2 separate regions of the Mus musculus genome follow, and region 2 is linked to region 1. A link is a loop called in an ENCODE intact Hi-C map of the cell type or tissue named here. Cell type or tissue: heart. All regions are shown on one strand. Each heading gives the region's core, and the rest is flanking DNA. Links, peaks and the distances in the headings are about the cores only. Region 1 has its middle 95 kb from the start of Gm36156. Region 2 has its middle 38 kb from the start of Gm36038.

What was found. A loop is a pair of places that touch in the nucleus more often than their neighbours do. Peaks named below come from ENCODE experiments on the same cell type or tissue, not always from the same donor. Only the 100,000 strongest peaks of a DNase experiment are listed, where the experiment ranks them.
Region 2: a loop joins it to region 1, with 1.9 times the contacts of the local background. A loop is called at or near these places in 1 of 42 quality-filtered maps.

Annotation. Positions count from the first base shown.
Region 1 is chr2:172,757,265-172,760,172 of GRCm38, reverse strand. No RefSeq gene overlaps it. Among named protein-coding and RNA genes, the nearest start is that of Gm36156, 95 kb to the right of the region's middle. In heart, for the core only: a CTCF peak has its summit at 1,456 (motif pointing right); no DNase peak of the experiment used is centred there; H3K27me3 peaks cover 2,500 bases.
Region 2 is chr2:172,613,832-172,616,739 of GRCm38, reverse strand. No RefSeq gene overlaps it. Among named protein-coding and RNA genes, the nearest start is that of Gm36038, 38 kb to the right of the region's middle. In heart, for the core only: no CTCF peak of the experiment used is centred there; no DNase peak of the experiment used is centred there; H3K4me3 peaks cover 827 bases; H3K27ac peaks cover 395 bases; H3K27me3 peaks cover 1,273 bases.

The DNA of each region.
Region 1 (2,908 bases), core at 145-2,644:
GACTTCTGACACAAGGATTTTGGGCTTCCTGTGTCCCCTGAGGACTGGAAGACCTATGGGGACAGGGACTTGGTTACTCCTATGAAACCTATGCCCCCTGTAGCCCCACCTCCAGTGTGCCAGGAACACAGAAGCAGAGTTTTGACATCTGTGACCAAAGCTTAGATATCTGGCTATAATCATCTGGCGATAATCCTTAGTTTCCTTGGGATGATCATATGTGGGATGTTTTGATGCCAAATAGGGGGCCCAGTTAGGTTATATCCTGGAGCCCCTTGGCTCCTCACCTCTGGGGGCCAACATGTCACTCCATCTCCTCAGGGAGGGAAATGACAGGGGTTGTCATTGGGTACAATGTCCTCAGGCTAGACCTACAAGCCTATTATTTGTCTTGCTCTTGAAACTGGCCATCAGGCCCACTGGAGGAAGAGCCTAAAGTGGCAGGCCACATCTCTCCTGACCCCTGGCCGCATTCCCACGACCATCCACAAAGATTGCTGGGCCCTGCTGTGCTGGGCCTGGCTGGCACCAGGATGGCCTCCTAGGGGCCATGTGCCTGGTGCATGGCACTCACAGGCTGCTGGCACAGACACAGGTGGAGGGAGTGGGTGGACAGACTATGGTCCTGGGTTGAGGACAGTGGCTGCGTAGCCACATCAGAGCTGAGGAGAACAGACACGACCGGATCGCATGGCCCTTTCCCTCCAGATCCCCATGTCTGTTCCCCATGCCCTTCCCCACCATGTCGTTCGGCCTGTCAGCTCGCATGTTCTTACCCCAGTCCCATGGGACCTTTGGTGCTCCAACCCACGTTGGTGTCTATCTGATCTTTGGGAGGTAGGACCTGGATTTCTCAGGCAAGCACTTTCTGGCTTTAGCTCAAGCCAAATCAGGGTCACAAGTCCCAGGGAAGCCCTACGCCACTTTCTCTCCCTCCGCTCCTCACAGCTGCCCTTCAGACAGGCTCCCTGGAAGCCAGTCAGAAAAGCCACTCTACTCTGCAGTGGGGAGGAGCGGAAGCAGGCTGGGCCAAGATGTCCTGTCTCACGCAGCTTCTCAAAGAAGAGACCTGGACCAGACAGCTGGGTGCTCCTGCCGAGTTCCTGAGCACAGATGAGAGCTTCTAAAATTGGGCAGGGAGCACCAAGAAAGTGCCCTACCTCACCTTCTAGCTGGGGTGGGAGTCCTCCTACCTCCCCATCCTGCCTCCCAGACATATTGGGCCAGCTCCGGAGGCTGGCTCAGTTTAGTCTCCTCAAACCCAAACTCTTAGGGCCTCTCTGCCGCAAACAGCCCGTACCCTGCAGCACCTAGAATTGTGCAATGGTCGGATGAACTTTCTGCCTGCAGGGGCCCTGTGAATCCATTTGAGGGAAGAAGGCAATCTTTCCACCTACTGCAGGCGGCTCATGAAGTGCTGGAGGCTGGCCTTGGCCGTGCCTGTCCGCTTGGACCAGAAGAGGGCAGCGTTCCCCTGCCCAGGGAGAGGCACTGAATGGCTGTGCTTGGGAGTGGTGGGGGTGGGGAGTGGCTCCAAGGTCCATTCACATCTTGGAATGGGATGGCTTTGCTGGGTCTCCCACAAGTGGGAGAGGACACAGGTCTCCCATTGGAGGCTGAGAGCCTTAGAAATTAAAGACAAAGTCGACTTTTCACACGTCCCTTCAGGTCATTCTGCAAATGTGCAAAGAAAACCAGGGCTGGGGAGTTGCTCTGCAGGGAAAATCCTTTTCCCTAAGCTCGAGAACCTGAGTGTGGATCCCAGGCTCTGACATGGAAACCAGAGTATGCCTCTAATCTCAGCTCTGAGGTATGGGGTAGAGACAAGAACATCTCAGGGGCTTGCTGGAGGGGGGCGGGGGCAATCTACACTTCTGGGAATTGTGCTTTCAGTGGGAGACCTTGTCTCAAAATAAGTGACAGTAAGCCAACAGACTAAACCTTCGGGAAGGCCAGGCAGCCTCTGCATCAGGAACTCAGGACTTCCTGTGGGATTTCATTCCTTCTAGCAGAAACTCTGGGTTTGTGGAGACAGTTGGGGACAATTGGGAACAGTAGGTTTCAGATGCAACTGTCATTTAAAGAGAACTCCAGCCACAGCCAGGGGTGCAGCTGAGCAAGGCAGCAGCATCTCAGAGCCTTCGTTTTCTCATCTGCGAAATGGGGACAGTGAAAACAGTAAGTAGCTCTGGGGTCTGATGGATGTGGAAGGCTCAGGGTAACAGATTGGTCTGGTGGGTTAAGTCCCTGGCATGGAACACTTGTTTTTCAGTGTGCCATTAGATTAGCACCCCAGAGCACTGTGGCAACATCCTAGATAATGCTGGCCATCCAGCTTGTCCTACAAGAGAGAAGCATGCAGCTTGTTTCCCATAAGCCCCTTGGCCCACTGTCTGTCACGCCCTCAGATTGAGAAAGTGCTGATAATGGTTGGTGCACGATGACCAAGTCACCACTGAAGGAAGCAGATTCTCGGGACTCAGCCCTTTTCTGTCATTAATTGGCTCATCAATACATAGCCATCCATACAGCTTACAGACAGGTCCTGGGGTTCCATTCAGTCTGTCAGCCGCCTGCCTTCTGGTTAGAGAATGAAGGACCCAGGAAATCAAGGGCAAGCTCTAAGGAAGACAGAAACACAGAGGCTGGAGAGGCTCCCCATCCAGCCCTGAGAATTCAGATCTGATCACATTTGGGAACTACTGAGTTCCCGCCCCAGGCGGGGGAGGAGCCAAAGTTACCTGAGTCACAGATCCAGATTTCAAAGCTCCCCACCCCCAACCCCTGCACACACTCTCAGGGGTCTCTGGTCCCAGTCTCACGCCTGGGCAGTGGTCATCCTATGGGTGGGGGTGGGGGGTCACCTTTTCAAACAGACTCCCTCTTCTTTGTCACAAGACAAATTGAA
Region 2 (2,908 bases), core at 183-2,682, 140 kb after region 1:
GAGCCTAGAGGACGACAAGTGTGCTACAAAGGGCATGGCTGGAGAAGTGACCCAAGCCCTTGGAGGAGCTCATAAGATTGTGAGTTGGATCCCAGACATTGGAAGGTTGGACATTGATTTTTGCTTTTGATTGTGACTGTGCCCTGATATTTTCCCTCTTGAAGGAAGAAACTATTTTAGTGGAGCCCACAGTTAAGAGACTTTTCATTGTAAAAAGACTTTGGATTTTAAAAGAGATGGATATTTTAAAGAGATTGAAATTTTAAGAATATGTAAAGACTGTGGGATGTTTAAAGTTATTTAGACCATGAAGGCAGAACATCCATGCACATCAAAATAAAAGTAATAAATAAATAAAAATACTTAAGTCTAACGACTGGGGATATATATAGCTCAGTTAGTAAAGCGTTTGGCTCACGACTACGAGGCCCTTGGCTTGATCCTCATAGTAGCACACACACCTGCGATCCCAGCATGCTGGCGACAGAGGCAGGACAATCAAAGTTTGAAGTCCCTCTCAGCTACACAGTGAGTCTGAAGCCAACCTGGGCTTCATAAGACCTTGTCTCCAATAAACAACAAAATTAAACTCAGCAATCTCTCAAGAAATATATTCCTGAGCCAGGCGTGGTGGTGCATGCCTTTAATCCCAGCACTCAGGAGACAGAGGCAGAGGCAGGCGGATTTCTAAGTTCAAGGCCAGCCTGGTCTACAAATAAAAAAAGAAAAAAGAAAAAAGAAAGAAAGAGAGAGAGAGAGAGAGAGAGAGAGAGAGAGAGAGAGAGAGAGAAAGAGAAATATATTCCATGGCATCAAGTCCATACTGCATGGCTTTCAATGCCAGCTCCCCCTGTAGATCCATTCACAAAACACAGTGTGGTTTTAGCTAGGAATCCCCACGTGGGGTTTCCTCTCAGAGAGCCCCTGCCAGCTGCCCCTGCCTGGGTGGACCACAGGGTCTTGCACAAGCCCACCTGATTGGCAGGCATGAACAACCCCGCCTGGGGAGCTTTCGGGGATAATAAAAGGAGGGGAAACAGGATGCGACTTCAGTGTCTCTGGGCTCAATGTGGAAATAATCATTTCTAAGAAAAACAACAAATTAAAAAAAATTAAGGAGCTTCCTGCTGCATGATTTAAGATCTGGTTTGGCTGGAATTACATCAAAAGGCATAAAATACAAACATTTCACAGTGTCTCTCCCATCTTTGTCTCTCTCTCTCTCTCTCTCTCTCACACACACACACACACAGTGGGGGAGGGAATCATATCAAAGCTGAAAAAGAATTTCAAAGTCAACAATCCACCCTGGCTCAAGGTGGGACGCTGCAGGTGAGTGAGGGACTCCCCTGTCATCATAGCAGAGGTTGCTGCCTTGAAGGCTGGGTTGGGGCTCTTGCAGGGTGGTCCCTCACGCAGAGGCCCTGAGGCAGTGGGCTGCCCTTGGAAGGGATCCACTCCTCTGCCCCCTCCTTCTGCCCCACAGAGCAGATGTGCATCCTATCCAACCCCATACCATAATCCAAATAAAGAAACTGAGGCACAGACAGGCTAAGTGGCCAGGCTAAACCATTCACCAGGCTAGAGCTAAGACCCCTGCTCTTTCCTAGTCACACAGAGGAAGACAGAATGTGACCCCTCCCCCCAAGATTCCTTTATTTTATTCCCGAAACTTGCTTCACTGGGCCAAAGGGACTTTTCCAAGGGTCTTCAAGTGGGAGGTGACCTTGGGGACCCCAGGAAGCCTAATGTTGTCATAAAGAAGCAAGCTGGGCATGTGGCTTAGTGGTAAAGTACTTGCATATAGCATATGCAAAATCCTGGGTATGATCCACTTGCCTCTCCTCCCTGGGGAGGGCCAGTAAGAGGGGAGATTCTATTACTATGGAAGTTTGAAGGTGACAGAGGGGGCCATAAGCCAAGAGGTCTGGCAGCTTCTAGAAACTAAAAAGACAGAAGTAATATAGCCTTGAAAGGAACGCAGCCCACCATGCCTTGAATTTAGCCCAGGAGGATACATCTCAGCGTCCTGGCCTTCAGAACTGAAAGATACTGTACTTGTATTGTGTGGTGACTTTTATAGCAGGCAGAGGATCCCGGAACACACAACCCAGGGCCCCACCCCAGAGAAAGCTCTTGGCTTCAGGGATGAGTTCGCTAGTTTGAGGCATACACTTAATTAACCCTCTATCCTGAAGAAAGCCCCATCACGTGCGGTGGTGGTGGTGGTGGTGGTGGTGGTGGTGGTGGTGGTGGTGGTGGTGGTGGTTTTAGATCTGTTGACCAAAGCCTACCAGAAAGTTTTAGTTCTTTAAGAAAACTGGTCTGAGCCAGAAAAATCCCAAACTAGACCAACTGGGAAGAACATAAAACCTGGAGCTCAGGATGTCCGGCTGGATCCATTCGTCTCTCCAGCAAGGTAAGAGGTTTACCCGAAAAGCCTTCCCAAGCGTCTCAACTCGGTGGAAAACAAGGGCTACAGTCGCTTGGCGCCACTGCTCAGTCACCCTGTCGCAATCTGAGGTGCTTTACTGTTTCCAAGGCAAAGAGAAAGCCGAGGCACACCGAAGTAAAAACAAACAGAAAAGAACTGACCCTGTCGGGGAGCTATCCCCCCATCCCCAACCTGGTCCCTGATATCCCGGAGGCTGTGCTTTTGGGATTGGCTCTGAAGCAGATACGGAGTTTCCCAAGGGCTGGGGACCATCTACAGCCAGGCTTTAAGCTCAGTTTACTACGTTAAAGAGAGGAACGAAACCTTTCCCCCCAGCCCAATTGGCAGCTCACATGCAGATGAGAGGCGGAGCCGAAGGGATAATGGAACCCCGGGAGGTGATTGTGGCCCTTGATGTCACGCTGACCTTCATTCAGAGAATGATTTAGGGGACCCCCTCTCTGGTGCCAGGCT